Regions from separate parts of the Mus musculus genome. Here region 2 is linked to region 1. A link is a loop called in an ENCODE intact Hi-C map of the cell type or tissue named here. Cell type or tissue: left cerebral cortex. All regions are shown on one strand. Links, peaks and the distances in the headings refer to the core of each region. The heading gives the core; the rest is flanking DNA. Region 1 holds the start of Acsl4 (acyl-CoA synthetase long-chain family member 4). Region 2 has its middle 9.4 kb from the start of Gm25915.

Evidence for each region. Peaks named below come from ENCODE experiments on the same cell type or tissue, not always from the same donor. Only the 100,000 strongest peaks of a DNase experiment are listed, where the experiment ranks them.
Region 2: a loop joins it to region 1, with 5 times the contacts of the local background. A loop is called at or near these places in 3 of 42 quality-filtered maps.

The regions. Positions count from the first base shown.
Region 1 is chrX:142,387,151-142,395,485 of GRCm38, forward strand. Acsl4 (acyl-CoA synthetase long-chain family member 4) reads right to left here and starts at 3,385. Exons shown (of 16, transcript NM_207625.2): 1 at 3,155-3,385. In left cerebral cortex, for the core only: CTCF peaks have their summits at 657 (motif pointing right) and 3,687; DNase peaks (open chromatin) are centred at 1,668, 1,821, 2,694, 3,412 and 2 more places; H3K4me3 peaks cover 2,547 bases; H3K27ac peaks cover 1,940 bases.
Region 2 is chrX:142,471,914-142,480,248 of GRCm38, forward strand. No RefSeq gene overlaps it. Among named protein-coding and RNA genes, the nearest start is that of Gm25915, 9.4 kb to the right of the region's middle. In left cerebral cortex, for the core only: no CTCF peak of the experiment used is centred there; a DNase peak (open chromatin) is centred at 7,244.

The DNA of each region.
Region 1 (8,335 bases), core at 224-8,223:
TAAACTATATGTCCATGTGTCTCACTAAAACCACGCCACCCATCCTCTTAGTCTACAATTTCATAGAATAAGTGATGTCCTCTTAACCATCACATCCTGAAGAACAGGAGAGTGGAATGAATTATAAATAGAATGAGTGAGATTTCTGCATATGTTTTTTGGTTGATTGGTTGGTTTTTGTTGTTGTTTGGGTTTTGGGTTTTGGGTTTGGTTTGGTTTGTTTTTTTTTTTTTTTTTTTTTTTTTTTTTTTTTTTTTTTTGAGGCAGGGTTTCTCTGTGTAGCCCTGGCTGTCCTGGAACTCACTCTGTAGACCAGGCTGGCCTCGTACTCAGAAATCCACCTGCCTCTGCCTCCCAAGTGTTGGGATTAAAGGTGTGTGCCACCACCGCTCAGCTCTGCATATGTTTTTAAAATATATTTTTAATTATTATTGTTTAAGACAGGGTCTATGTTGTCCTGGCTATTCTGGAACTTTCTACATAGACTGGGCTGGCTTTGCAGCACAAATCTGCCTGCTTCTGCCTCCCAAAAAGTGCTGGGCTTAAAAGCATGTACCACCATAACCAGCTAAATATTTTTATTTTATGGACATTGGTGTTTTAGTTACATGTTTGTCTGTGGCTCACAGGCATGTCTAGTGCTCACAGAGGCCAGAAGAGGGTGCTGAATCCCTTGAGACTGGGAGCTACAGAGGGAAGAGAGCCACTATGTGTGTGCTGAGAATTGAACCTTGTTCCTCTGAAGAGCAACCACTGCTCTTAACCTCTAAACCATCGCTCCAGGCCCTCTGTTTACACTTTTAAAGTTACTAGCTAATTACAATTTTAAGGCAGTATGTTCACACCCTTACAAGATTCTAAAGGTCATGAGTATCTTCAACCCAGTGTGGTACCCATCCATACCTTTCATCTGCGAGTAGAAATTAACCTAATATTTGTAAAACTCACTCCCTCTGAATTTATGCACTTGAACAGTCGGAATGAATTTAAGAATTAATCATCTTGTTTTGGCCTTTGTTTTGTTTTGTTTTTGAGACAATGGTTCTCCGTGTTGGCTTTGGCTCTCCTGGAACTCACTGTGTAAAGCAGGCTAGCCTTTAATTTAGATATCTGACTCAAACTCAGATTTGCCAGCCTCTGCTCCCCATCTCTGCCTTAGCCTCCACCTCCTCTGCCTGGGCCCCGCCTCCGCCTCAGTCCCCCGCCGCCTTGGCCTTGGCCTTGGCCTTGGCCTTAGCCTCTGCCTCACACCACCTTGACCTACACCTATACCTAAGCCTCCCCAGTGCTGGGATTAAAGTCCTGGACCACTACCCGAGCTAAGAACTAATTAATACTCTATTGATTAAAGCTAGTCTATGAAAACTTTGAGATGATATTCTATCATCTTTGAGATGATATTCTATATATGATATAACAAGATTCAGCCCCAGCCTTAATGTGAAGTGCACTAAAATACATATGTCTTCATAAAAAAAATCTTAGTTTTTTAAAAAACGGAAGCCAAAAGGAGGGGATTTATGGATCATCCTGCCAACCATACAGTCACTTAATTTATATATGTGAAAACTAAGAAAAGTGCCCTGTTCAAGGTGTATATAGCTAGTATAGCTGAGAGGCTGGAGTTGGAGCATCTCCAGAAGTCTGGATTCAGAACAAGATTTTGTTCTTCCTCCACCCATCACATCTCTACCCAACACAGTAAAACTCTTTATATCTGATTGATGCCAAGGCCCTTTATCCCAATTTGCACATATATTGACAATATAATACTGGTTGCTCCATGGAAATGGCAGAGATCATAAATTTGAACAGGAGTCTACCATGTTTCACACTTTTGCACACTCCGCTGAAAAGATGAGCTATGTTTGCAATTTAAGGAAAGAGGCCTCACATTTCAAATTTTGCTTGACCTGCTCAGTAGCAGCACTGTAATTGATCTCCACTTGGTGGTTTATACATTAAGAATATTTGGAAGCCTTGCTTACTGCAAGTACAAAAAGAAAAAAAAACAAAAAACTAAAGTTACAAGTGCAGGAAATGGCTTTCTTGGGTTAACTATCTGTAAAAACATGTCACTAAGCATGAATTTACAGGTTCAAGAGACAAAATATGAGAAGGAACCTCGGTTATGCTTGAATCCAACTGCATGACAGCTGAGCATATTTCCACAGAAGAGGAAACTTAGTGGTTGATTAAAACCATGAACCAGTAAAGCAAACTGCTTACTTCTTCAACAAGGTTCATTTCCCCTTATTCCCATCCCTACCGTCGTTTCTACTGAGTGAGAATTGACGATTTTTTTAAGAGGAAAAGTACGAATGAGCAAATTAATTTCAAAAGGATGGAAAAATGTCTTCGAAGGAGATGCTAGAGTAAAAGGAGAAATGACGTCTGATTTCAAATATGTAACCAGTTAGGCAATGAATCACATTCTCCTAGGTTTTTCTGTCTATAGACATCAGCCAGCCACAGATCTTTTCGGTACTCGAATGAGAGGAAGAGGAAGTGAATAAACCTAATATTAACTATACAGCACCTACTGATCGTGGAGATAAAGACGGGAAGAACACAGGGTACAAGCTGCAGCTATGATCCAGCTGTTTGCTAACATACGTAAAGGTATGGATGCTGAGAGAGTATCTATCGAAAGCGAAGGCACCCTCCCCAAATTCAAGAAAGCAGCTGTTTCTAGAACCAAAGACACCACCGCCGCCGCCGCCACCACCACCCGCGAGCGCCCGGACCCTGTTACAGAGTGTCAAGGGAGGGGACAAAATGGAGCTGAGGTCTAGGGGCGACCTAAAGGTCGTTTGGAGGTCTAGCAGGCACTTGGTGTGCTCAAGTCAACTGAGTCTTGGCAAAGCCCGGTACCCCCAGGAGGAAGAGTTCTCTCAGGCTCTCAGGGTACAGCGGGGGTACAGGGAAGAGCCAGGTGGGGTTCTGGAGGATCCCAGAAAGCATCAGAGGAGATAGTGACGGTGGTTCTCTCCATGAGCCAGCGGCCGCAGCCGGAAAGCCGAGCGCCCACCCCCACCCCCCAAACCCCGACCTCCAGCCGGCTCAGGTGAGGATCCGGGAGCACGTCAGGAATAGGGGACTCTCCGGGGCAAGGGCGCAGCAGCCGCATCCTCCCCAGCCTAGGATCACTCACCGAAGGTGCTGCCTCGCTCGCTACGAGTCTGCCACTGGGTCCCGGCCTTAAGAGGAAGGAAGCTCCTGGAGAGGAGCTCGCGTGCCCGCTAGCTCTGGAGCTGCCTGGCAAGGAGGGGCGAGCCGCGGAGACCAGTGGAAAAAAAAAGAGAGAGAGAGGGAGAGAGCCGCAGCGGCGCGCGCGCAACCCGGACAGCCAGCGGAGGCGGGGTCCGGCGCGAGCCCGGAAAAGACGAGCCCGGAGGGGCGGGCGGAGCGGGGGAGCTCGGTGGTGTGGCTGAGCCCGCCGAATCGCAGGCGGCCTCTGGCTCGGCCCACCCACACGCCCGCCTCCGCTCACTAAGGACGTCACCGCCAAAAAGGCGGAGCCCGATCGGGCTTGCAGCTGCTGCAAAGGAGGAGGGCTGCTTCCGAAGGGTCGCAGGTCGCCTAAAGCCTCCCTTGAGCCCGCAGCCACCATGCCGCTCCCGCAGTGCTGGGCAAAATAGCCCACGAGGGCTTAGCGCCCAGTAGTCTAGAGCCGCAGAACTGGCCCACGCCCTAGCGGGCTACCCGGGACTCCACCCAGGATGAAAGTTCCCCCGGGGTCATCTTCCAGCTGCCCTTAGTTAGATACCTATCTTTGGACTGCCTCGTGCTTCCTATGGGAGAGAGATCTTAACCTAGCTCCTGAAAGCCAAAGCCTTCTATCCTTTTATCTGTTGCCTTGAGCTGTATTAAGATTCCCTGCTCACTCGGGCTTATGAAATATTTCCTGAAGGCAGGGTTTTGCGCGTCACTCAGCAAAAGAGCCCACAACTGATAAAAAGTCAGTGCAGTACCGTGAGATTCTATTGCTTCTGAGACTTCTTGATAAAGGCCATTTTAATCCCCCCAAGAATTGAGAAATTATTGTTCGTAATAAATTCCAAAAGGTATCTCAGGACTTCAAGACAAAACTGTAATTGCGAATAATAAGCCACAACAAACTACCAAGAATAAGTTGCCAGAAGAAATTCTATTCTTCCAGTTCCATGACCGGCTGCTTTTTTGCTTCCTGTTACGGCTGTTTTACTAGCTACTTTTCATTTCTCTTACAGAATGACTGTGTCTGCTACACACACGTACAATAGCTTGCCTCACATTGCTGGCTTCAGTAGTGCTTTAGGCTTTGTGTGTCATAATCATCTGGGATGTTTGTTCCAATGGGAATACCTGGAGAAATAATCCTCAGATGTTTTGATGTGGGTTTTGATTTGGTGAAATTTTTTAATTTTGGATTTTTAAGAAGCACCCCTGCCGGGCGTGGTAGCGCACGCCTTTAATCCCAGCACTCCGGAGGCAGAGGCAGGCGGATTTCTGAGTTCGAGGCCAGCCTGGTCTACAAAAGTGAGGTCCAGGACAGCCAGGGCTACACAGAGAAACCCTGTCTCGAAAAGCCAAAAAAAAAAAAAAAAAAAAAAAGAAGAAGAAGAAGAAGAAGAAGCACCCCGAATGACAGTATTAGTGTGCCTGGCTGAGAGCAGAAATGTCCAGCTTGTTTGAATGTTGTTCTACAGCTGTAGCACTCATTTCATTTCCAATAGAGCCACCAACTTGGGTATAAGGCACTCATGTGCTTTTCCTTTCACAAGATTGACCTAGAAAGTTCAGGACTTCAAACAACAAACTTAATTGTCATCTTTATTTTTATGAGACCTTGTTGTAATGCCAGAAACAGATAATTATTAGTTGGCTATATAGTCCACTAGGTACCTACAGTGTACAGAAACCTGTCATTTATCCCAGAGTTAATACCAAAAAAAAAAAAAATTGAAGGAACAAACCATCTATTCCTCCAACAAACCTAGAGTTTCGTAATGGAATTAAAACAAAAGTACCACACAGACCCAGTGTTCGATATAAATCAACCTGTTAGCCCAAGCAGAAAAAGAACTTGTAATATAAATACCTTTTCTAGTTTCCTTCATCATCAGTCACGTAGCCCAGACATTTTTAATTAACTCTTCTGAACTCAGTAGTCCTCAGCTTACAGAAGTCCCTCAAAATTTACAAGGACTAAATAGAGGAGAAAAGCTATCAGGTTTTGAGTGTGAGTGTGTGTGTGTGTATGTGTGTGTGTGTGTGTGTGTGTGTGTGTGTGTGTGTGTATCGCACACATATATATCGGACCAAGAAGTTACTTGTATTTTCAAAATCTTTATCACTTAAACTATTAATTAGTGCCCACAATGTCCTGGTCAGCTTTATCACCTACCAGATCTTTTCCTTCATATTTAACCACACCCAGGATAAAGAAAAAACATTACTCCAACAAGAGGTAAAATAGCCAGGCATGGTGGCACACTTCTGTAATCCTGGTACTTGGGGGGCAGAAGCAGGTGTAGATCCATGAGTTCAAGGCCAGCCTGCTCTACAGAGTGAGTTCCAGGACAGCCAAGGCTACACAGAGAAACCCTGTCTTGAAAAATCAAAGAGAGGAGGGGGGAGGGGAGACACTGTGTCAAAGAAGAACAAAACTAAGAGCAGGGAGAAGTGGCACAGGTCTGTGATCCCAGCTCTGTACACTAAGACAGATCTAAGTTTGAGGCCAGCCTGAGCTACAAAAGGAAAGCCTATCTCAAGATCACACTATATATATTGACAATGAAAGGAAAGACTGGAGGGAGGGAGGGAGGGACAAAAGGGAAGCAAGAGAAGCCATCTAAGACTTATGACCCCAGAGCGAAAGACTTATGACCCCAGAGCAAACATTCCTCCCTCCCGGGGCAGCTGTCTGAGGTTTGAGAGCAGTTACAACTTTTTTATGCCTTTTGAGGATGGAAGATTACTGTCTTTGAAAGATGAGGAGACAGATGCAAATGAAACAATGTGTCCAGTCACAAACCTAACTAGTAATAGAGCTTGGAATTCCTACCACTCCCAGAGGCTTGCTGGAAAGTAGACTCAATAACATCCCACCAAAATCAAGTTAGAGACAAAGGAAAAGGAAGGAAAATACAAGCTGCAACTCTCAAGATACAAAATACAACACAAAAAAAAGGCATAGGCATGACAAAAAAAAAAGAAAAAAAAACAGAAGAGGTACTGAGAAGAAGGACTGAGGACAGTAGGACAGAGAGACAAATAAGTGCATACACTATTTTATACATATACAAATATGTATAAAATGTCCTAATGAAACCTACTTCTAAGTATGCTAATGTTAAAAATTCATTTCAAAGCCCTTTTTCAAAAAAGTATAGAAAAATAAAGCTTCTAGAAGCTAAATGGAATTGAACAAGGCCGCTCTGTTAGCAGATTTTTAAATGGATATTTAGTGCCTGGTAGCTTTGCTCTCGTGTAATAAGAAGCTGAAACAGATAGCCAGCCTGCTCTTGGCATTAGTTATTTATGGAAGGACAGAAAACAACTGTTCTTCACTACGTACCAAGTCTGCATCTTAAACTTACTTCTTGAGTTACTAGAATAATAATTTCCTCCTGGAGCCCAAATACAAGCAGCAGGACTTTGTGATAATATTTGAATATACAAATTATGTTAGAGTTTGCCATTAACAAACTTTATTTTTACAGACCTGATAACCAGGCAAAATATTTTCTTTAGTGGTGTGTGTGAAGCAACTAGTGAAACCAGAAACCTCAGGAGGTGATCTCACTGGGAACGAAATAATAAACTAAACTTTTTGACTTTTCAAAAGTGCTCAAAATCAGGGCTGAAGGCACAGTCCAGTAAGTCTCTGGGTTTGGTCTCCTCTATCAAATGAAAACCACAAAAATGGTCAAAGGTATACTGATTAGATATAAGTATTATTTTGAACATTGTTTTATCTTTTCTCATAGTCATTTATTTTTATCCTGATATATTTCACTGGTCTTCAGACTCACTGCACAAACCTAAGCAAATGGAAATCCGTCTAATGCTTTAAAATAGGACGTTTAATGATGCTGATTTGTCTAGTGACTTGGGTATTGCCAAGTTAATCTATAAAGACAGTAGGTTTTAAAATATATAATATTGTTACTAATTTCTGGAGCATTTCAAACACATGGAGAGTTTGATCATATTCACCCCAACACACACACACAAACACACACACTTCGCCATAACCCCTCCTGGATCTACCTCTCCACTTCCTATCCCCTCTCCCAACTTCATCTCTTGTTTTTATAACCCACTGATTCCTATGGGTACCACTTATGTACTCATGTGGTGGGACCAGTCCCTAGGGCTTGCTCAGTTTACTAGGGGCCACATCTTTTTTTTTTTTTTTTTTTTTTTTTTTTGGTTTCGAGACAGGGTTTCTCTGTATAGCCCTGGCTGTCCTGGAACTCACTCTGTAGACCAGGCTGGCCTTGAACTCAGAAATCTGCCTGCCTCTGCTTCCCAAGTGCTGGGATTAAAGGCGTGCGCCACCACACCCAACTAGGGGCCACATCTTTTAAAACAACCAGCTCTCCTTACTCCAGAATCTATCAATTGGCAATACCCTACCCCACCAACCCCAAGGCCACATGGACTAGCTAGAAATCATACAGGCACTCAGAGCTGCAGGCACTAGAGTTTTAATGGAACTTTATTTCAGTTTCTCTTTCGAGACTCCTTCAATGTCCTTTTTAAAGCTAACTCCGAAGCTCCCTAAATAAATATTGGCAGTGTTCCTTGACAAAAAATGCTTTAGCAACTTTCCAAAGAAGGAAAAAAATATATTGTTCATAAAGCCAGGAAGAAGGGGGAGAGGGAGGGAGGGAGAGAAAGAAAAGAGATGGGGATAAAGAGGGGAAGGGGGGAGAGGAGGGGAGGGGGAGGGAAGGGGAAGAGAGGAGGAGGGAGAGAGAGAGTGAGAGATGCTAGAAGTCATCAAATCTGTAAGAAAGTTATCTTTGTGCTTTTAGTCTGATCATATTAGATAAAAAGATCACCAGTCTTTTAAAAAAAAAAAAAAAAAGATTTATTGCCAGGCAGTGGTGGCACACGCCTTTAATTACAGGACTTGGGAGGCAGAGGCAGGCAGATTTCTGAGTTTGAGGACAGCCTGGTCTACAGAGAAACCCTGTCTCGAAAAAACAAACAAACAAACAAACAAAAAAGTTTTATTTATATGAGTACATTATAGATATCTTCAGACATACCAAAAGATGGCATCGGATCCTATTACAGATGGTTGTGAATCACCGTGTGGTTGCTGGGAATTGAACTCAGG
Region 2 (8,335 bases), core at 184-8,183, 85 kb after region 1:
CCTCTCAAATGCTTTCCAGGAGAATACATGTCTACGTATACTCAAAGCAGCCCAGACTATTTTAGTAATATATACCTGTAAAGTCCATAGACAAAGCCATTTTGGTTTCAGGAAAAAAACAAAACAAAACAAACAAACAAAAAAAAAACACAAAAAATAGCTTAGTTGAGATATGTGGACTTCTTTGTTTAAAGGGAGAAAAACATGTAAGAGGATGTACTCAGAGATGCACACACAAGTGGGAATTGATACACACTGGGATGTCTTATGCATGCTTTTCTTTTAGGAAAGAGTTATAAGGCTCATCTCCACTGAAGGGCAATCTTGCCCAATGTGAAAGGAGATTCCCTTCCTCACTCTGTGAAGTAGTGACAGGCAAATGAGTTGAACTCCTTCTTGACCTCTGGGGAAGAGAAACCTGTTTCCTGTTGCTAATGCATTGGGGTCTTATTTTAATAAACCAGTTTGGCTCTTCCTGGTGGCCTCACAAGCACTAGTAAAATATGAAAGTGGGCTGGTTGAGACAGTGGAAAAACACAGAATTGAAAGGGTTTATAGGTGTCAGCCACCACTCAAGAGACAACAAATAACAGACAATGAAATTTGGCCTGTGTTCTTGGATCTTAAGATTATAAGAAAGAAAAAGAAAGCAAGAAAGCAAGAAAGCAAGAAAGAAAGGAAGAAAGGAAGGAAGGAAGGAAGGAAGGAAGGAAGGAAGGAAGGAAGAAAGAAAAGAAAAGAAAGAATTCCAATTGCCAGGTTTTACAGTAAATATCCCAATTCTTTTCTGAGACATGGTTTCACTATGTAACCTTAGCTGTCCTTGAACTCACTATGTAGACCAGGTTGGCCTTTAATGCACAGAGATATACCTGCCTCTGCCTCCCAGGTGCTGGGACAAAATGCATGCAGCACCCTATGCCCTAAAATTTCCAATTCCTAAATGTTATTAACCAAGAGATTTTTTTAAAAGATACCAAGAGATAATGAATATATGTTTCCAGTACTTGTTGCTGTTGTGTGACTTCTGGGGTCTGGGGATGGAAGAGAAAGCATTAGGGATTTTAGTGTGGATTGTAGAGGAGATTGTCAGCAAGAATGAAAATGATACTGAGAGGTGGGAGGAACGGAACAGACGCTACAAGGATGTCCTTGAGTGGTGTTGGGTACTGCTCAAGAGGGGCTTAGTAAGCACAGATGGAAAAAGGAGCATATGCCAGGCACTGTTTTGACTCAGAATCCTTACTTCCTTTGAAGCAATGGGGGAAATGACTAAAATTTATTGGATATTACATGGTCCCTGGGGTTGTTTTGAAATTTTGACATATACAATTGTCCCCGAATCACTGTGGGGGACTGGTTCAAGGAGTCCCTACAGATACTAAAATTTGTAATTCTCAGGTCCCTTATATCTCATGCCATATTACTTACATGTAATCCATGTTCATCTTGTCATGTAGTTTTTCTCTGTGTTGCGGATAGAACCCAGGGCCGGCACATACCAGGTAGGAGGTGCTCTACAACTGAGCTATACCTCCATCTTAATTTCAAGGTTACTTATAATATGTAATGCAATGCAAATAATTGTTAGACCACTGGTTAGAAAATAAAGACAGAGAAAAAGATCAGTACATGCTTATTACCGTATTAGTCAGGGTTCTTTAGAGTCACAGAAGTTATGGAATGAATCGATATATAAAGGGAATTTATTAGAATGACTTAGAGTCTGCAGTTCAACTAACCCAACAATGGGCAGCTGTGAATGGGAAGTCCAAGAATCTAAGAGTTGTTCAGTCCCATGAGGCTGGGTGTTTCAGCTGGTCTTCTGTATAAGCTGGAATCCTGAAGAAGTAGGCTCCAACAGATGTGCTGGCAGGTAAGTGTAAGCAGGCAATGAAGAATGAACCCTTCCTTCTTCCATTGTCTTTATAAAGGCCTCCAACAGATTTTATGGCCCAGATGTCGTGTGTGCCTCAAGGATTAAAGGTATGTGTCTGTCTGGACTAAGTGCACGTGTCGCCCCACCTCAAAATAAAAACTTGTGTCTTCCAACCTCACAATCTGGGTCCCAGTTGTGCCCTCCATTCCTGGATTGTAGTTCATTCCCCATATAGTCAAGATGACAACTGAGAATAGCCATTTTTGATACCAGATTACCTTTCAATCCATGGTTTCTGTGGATGCAATACCTATGTCTCCACTTAACCTTCATAACACCCTTGGGGGATTGGTACACCGACTATTCCCATTTTCTCTTTACCAGCACTTTACCAGCATCCCAGGCTTGTCCCAGTTGACTTCATGAAGTAGAGCTTTGCTGAATCTGGACAGCACACTCTAAAAGCCAACCCACTGATATATCAAGAATGTACTAGATACTATGGTGTTCACATAGCAGCCTTACTCCAATCCTAAGAAATCTACTTTTCTTAGCAGAGTTCCATAAAGGTCAGTCCCAATTCATGAGACAATGCATTGACGGTGTTAGTTAATCTTCAAGAGTTGGGACACTGGGGAATAAATATATTGTTACAGTTTTATATCATCACCCCAGGGGGCAAGGACAAGAATGCCCTTGCCCTGTCCATGCCCTGTCCATGCCCTGGAAAACTGCTTCACAAAGGACATTGCAGTGAGGGACTCAGTGAATCGAAGATGAGGGTGTGAAAGGAACCGAATGTATAAAGGAAGAGAGAGGCTAGAGAGAAGCAAAGTTAGCCTGGTTTAAATGTTTCTCAAGGTCAGTTTTATATACAGGCCTTTAGCCTGCCTGGGAAAAGTCACGGCAGGAAGTGGAGTTAGGAAATCCAATTAGTCTAAATGCTGGACTAGGGCATCGGGGCTCTCGGAACATTTTTGCATCACTACAGCTTCAAAAGAGGAGGAATCTTTGAACCTTGCTTAAGATCTTGGTTTACCATTATCTAAATATATACTTAGCAAAGGCTTATGTTTAAACGAGAAGTTTTAAAGCTCTGGGTGACATCCTTTCTGGTACATTTTTTTTTAAAGGAAATGAGCCCGTTGCTTTATCAAAGCATGGGTTATTTATTGATGGAACAGGTAACAAGGAGCTGCATCTCTCCATACTGCTTAGTGCCTTCTACACACACACTTGTCCTATTTACACACTTGTCCTAGGGGTAGCCGTTATGAAATAACAGGGAATCTTGAGCAGGCTTTAGTTAAATGCTACGTTTTAGTCAGAGATTGTTTCGTGTGTCTCTGCAGTGGTAACTCTCAAGTTGATGTGTTTCCTTCTTTCAACTACTTTACGGAAATCCTCTCAACCCACTACTTAGTCACTGAACAACATTTGCTGAAAGTCGGCAATAAATGTTGCCATTATCGTGCTAAATAACAAAACTCACCACTTCTTGAGTACTTACAATTTGCTGCATGTTGGGCTAAATATTTTATCTCAATCCTGATTAAAGGAGGTCCCGTTTACTTGGTATTATTACCACCCTCTTTCACTTTGCAGTGACTTCAACACATTGAGACATCAAGTAATTTTCTCAGGGCCCAGATTCAAGTCCAGATCTCTCTACCACCAAAACCTGAGTCCTAAACTGTAGGAGCTACCACCCACAGTAACAATAATTAGCTTTGAAAAGAATTATTAATATGTGTGTATGGTATGCATGGGGGCGGGGCTATGCACGCCACTGTAGGCATGTGGAACTCAGAAAACAACTTTGCAGAGTTGGGTCTCTTCTTCCACTTTTATGTGAGTTCCGAGGATTAAACTCAGGTTGTCAGGATTTCAAAGCAAGTACTTTACCCGTGGAACCATCTCACTAGCCCATGTTGATTGGTTTTTATAGGATGTATAGCAAGTTTGAAACAAAGTATCTAGTGTTGTACATACATCGTCTCATTGAATCTGTATTCCAATTCTGTAAGTTCAGTATTATGATTCTTTCTAGGCTGGTTTTAAACACGAATACTATGAGACTCCAAGGGGCAGATTGGTATGTCCAGGAACACACAGGTTGCAAGTGAAAGGACTAAGATTCAAAATGGATCCATCAAGTACAACATGGTGGAGCATGCCTGTAATTCTAGCTTTTAGGAGACAAGAGTATCAATAATAATAATTATTATTTTGACTATTTGGTGGTTAACACTATTCGAGCATTATCTATAGTACTTACAAATGCATGTCAAAAAGGTACTATTAACCTTGCTCTCTCCAGAATGTGTTCAGAGAAGCTAAATGACTTGCACAAGTCCACACAGCTAGTAGAGATGAATCTGGGTTGTAGATTCAAATGTAGGGCTGCCGACATGGCCAAGCAGCTGGAAGCACTTGCCACCAAGCCTGATGATGTGAGTTTGATCCCTGTAATTCACATGGTAGAAGGAAAGAGGCAACTCGTACATATTGTTCTCTGACCTCCACATGTGCCATGGCACAGATATCTCTGCCACACATACACACATACCCTTACCCTTATTAGATCAAAGTAATAGAAAATTTCAAATCTGTTATTTGATATTAGTCAAATCCTATACTTTCCCAGTCAAACAGTGTCTTCCTTTACTTTATACTAAAATGACATCGTTAATACTCAGCACTCCAGGGGGTCAGAATGCTGCATCAGTCAGCACACTAGATGGTAAATAGTCAGGCTTCATCAATCATATCGATTCTACTACAAGTATCTGACTCTGCTGGCTGTATTGGCAAGCAGCCATAGACAATATAGAAACAAATGAGTGAGGTAGGGCTCTGGTGAATATTGAAATTTCATTTCCTGTATCATGTGTTGTGGGGTAGACATGGCTGGGGCCAGATTATATACTTCTCACTCCTTAAGGAAAAAAAAATACTGTCACAGTCATCACTTTTGTAGGGATAGCCCAGTACGCCTAGTTAGAGCCCAGGAAGTATTTATTTGCTTACAGGAAGTATAGAGGACATGGGTTCTAGTGACAGGTTTTTTTTTTAAATATTGTTGTTGTTCAAATATTATCACTGTGACCATTAGCAAGTCTCTATAAGGTTACTGAATTTAAAAAAAAAGAAAAAGAAAACATGACAGCTGCTGGGTATGGGTTGAGGAGAAAGTTTGTTGTAGATATGATGGAGAAAACAGCCAGAGGCAAAGACATCTGGAAGGACCCTGAGTGAATACCATACTGAACCAGGCCATGTGAAGGGGGCAAGAAACTTGGGACAAGATACCCAGGACAAGAGACTGGCTTGGTCAAAATGGATGAGTTATATAACGGCCAGAAGAGCTGGAAGAAAGGCAGCCCAGCCACGGAACTGTAAAGTTCTGGATAGGGAGTGGCATATGCCAGCTAGGAGGGCCCTGTAACAAGTAGGGCCTGAGGGATGCTGGGAGAACCATCTGGGAGAAAGCATCTGCTTTGATATGTTAATAAGCACTTTAGTTAGCTATTTGGCCTAAAATTGAGACCTCACAGTTACCTTCTAACACTTACCGTCTCAGTTTTCTCATAAAACAACAAACAAACAAACAAACAAACAAGACTTGATGGGTTCAGAAAACACTTAGAACAAAGCATGACATTTTATTTGTTATATTTATATATTTACATGCCCCCTTCCAATCCCCCTCAGAGACCTTAGAGCATGGCGTTTTCATTATTTATTATTTTCAAGCTAAATACGTCAGGCTTCATGGGCTTTATCATGCCATCGAGTCAGATGAAAACAGAAAGATAAAGGGTGAGACTTTCTGTGAACTAGCATTTTGCCAACAACAGACTTAGATGCAGATCCCATTTCTGAAGTCTTCCTGTCCCTGTTTTTGACCTGGACTTAGGGACTGAAGATACTCTCTTGAAGACTCCCAAAAAGGGACACAAAGTTCAGACCATCACCAAGATCCTCTGAATATATGCTTCCTTTGGTCTGGATTGTGCTTTGGGTTGATGGTATTAAGGTACAGTGCACACATCCCACCTCTCTGAAGACAGGCCTCCTTTCTTCAACTCTTTATCTCTGGTTAGCCCCATAAAAGCCAAGAGGTTGCAGGCCTCTACCCTCGTGTCTCCATCCAGTGGCTTCATCAGGGACCAGCTGCCCTGAAGTATCTTTGCCACCTCTCTTTGCAAGCATTACGAAGAGGGCTGCCCAATTTTGACACTGGCCTTCCTTTTTCATCTCTATCTCTTAGAGTTGACTTCACAATCTACTCATGATCTATTCAATTCCATCCTGTCCCTGCTGTCTCTTACTTGTCATTAGCACCCGCTCTTCTCTCTTCTTGGGATCTTCATGCTTTGATTGCTAGCCCAAGCTAGTCTCAAACTTCTTATCTGATTGCCTTGTTGGGATTATAGGCATGGATGCTGTTTGGAATATGCTTAACTCCACTTCATCAGGTTAATTATTCCTTACCCTTCAGGCATTAACTTAAGTATTACTCCATCCAGGAAGCTTCTTCTAATGCTTCAAGTAAATATTAACTCTTTATTTGAACAGTTACATAACTGTACAATAATACATCAGTGGCAGAAACTAACTAGATTCTTTCATTTTCTAATTGAGCAAAGAGGAGGTTCACATTTCTCAGGTTCTCCCATCAATGAGAACCTCCTCTCTGCTCAATAGGAAGGTGAAGGAATCTAGTTAAATGCACATTTGGTATTATGATACCCCGTGAGACTATTTACACCCCACTATGGAGGAATGCTAAGGGTCACAAGAGCCACATCTAAAATCGAACTGCTTATCTCCTGTTGTATGAAACTCTTCCTTAATTGGAAGTGACTCTAGGGAGGGAATAGAGTATATATTGAGGGGGGACAAGTAAAAGCAGGCTGCACTTATGAGGCTACAGGAAAGCTCTCATCTTCAGGGTGAAGGCTTTCCAAGTGCAGTCTGTGGTGAGAGGCACCCAGGTCTCTGTAAGTAAGCCCTCGCCTATGCTCTGTTAGGGAACCCAATAAACCCATTGGTTCCGCAGAGTGAACTTTGGAGGGAATATGCCTCTATTTGTCATTGGGACGTTAAGAGTGTGTGTCAGGAGGTACACTTTCATGATTATATCTTTCCCTGGAAAGAAATTTTAACAACAGAGAGGTGGGGGACAGAACAGGAACCTCTCAAACCCCATGGGAAAGAAGGGAAAGTATAGCTTCCTATATACATTTCCTCCTCGTGGCTGAACACTAAAAATATATGGAACCCACAGAAAGCAGCCTGGCTGAGACTGGCCATGCTGTGGAGGATGTCAAGCTTCCCACTGTGACTCCATGGTGATTAACTATGGGGGTGCCTGCAAACACTGAGGCATAGCTGAGTGTTGCTCAAAGAAAACCCAAGCATCCTGAAAGCCCAAAGTCCCTGAAGGCAAGGGCAGGTAAAGAACTGAGCACTAATGCCTCTCATTTACTTTCACTAGATTAATCTTTGCCTCCATTCTTATAAGTCTTACAGATTTAGGTTTAAGTCTCCAGGAAGACCTTTTGTTTTGATGTCCTCTGTGAGTCTCTGACATTCTACACTTGGATGGGATCCTTGCCTTCCTTGTTCCTCTTTCACATGTAGGCAATGCCATAGCCAGTGGCCTGGGGGTGGGGATCTTGGGAGAGCTGCTCCATCTTCTCATAGTCTACTTTTGCTTCTTTTAACTACCTGAAAGGCAATCTTCCAGCATTTACCCCCTCAACCTTCCACCCCCTCCACCTCCTCAGCCCTCAGCCCCCCAACCTACCCCATCCCACCTCCACTCATAGCCAGCTTTCTTTCCTCCCCTGTGGCAAAGGATTCTTGCTCTGCAGTGAGTCATCATCCACTAAAAAACACCACACACCTTTCTGTGTCATCACTGTTAACACTGTTTTGTTTTTGTTTTTGTTTGTTTGTTTGTTTGTTTGTTTGTTTGTTTAAAGAGTGAAGAGATGGGGAAAGGCCAGGCATAACGAATGGAACAAAGTGTACATACTGCAAACCAAAGGCTGGCTCTGGTCTTCTGCTTCCTATTTGCCTGAAGGGAGTCTTTAATGTGTTAGGTAGCCTTCCATTTGCAGAGAGAGAGAGAGAGAGAGAGAGAGAGAGAGAGAGAGAGAGAGAGAGAGAGAGAGAGAGCCTTGTAAAGGCTCCCACAGACCTAAATAAGTATAGTCTAGGATGCTAACGATACTGCTGAAACAATATATAAATGTCACTGTAGAAAAGGCAATGTAGAAAATCCATGACAGTTATGAAACAGAGCATTAGAGAGCCCACTTTCTTATAGAACCCAGGACCACCAGCCCAGGATGGGCACCACTCACAATGGGCTGGACCCTCCCCCATCAGTCACTAATTAAGAAAATACCCTACAGGCTTGCCTACAGCCCAGTCTTATTGAGG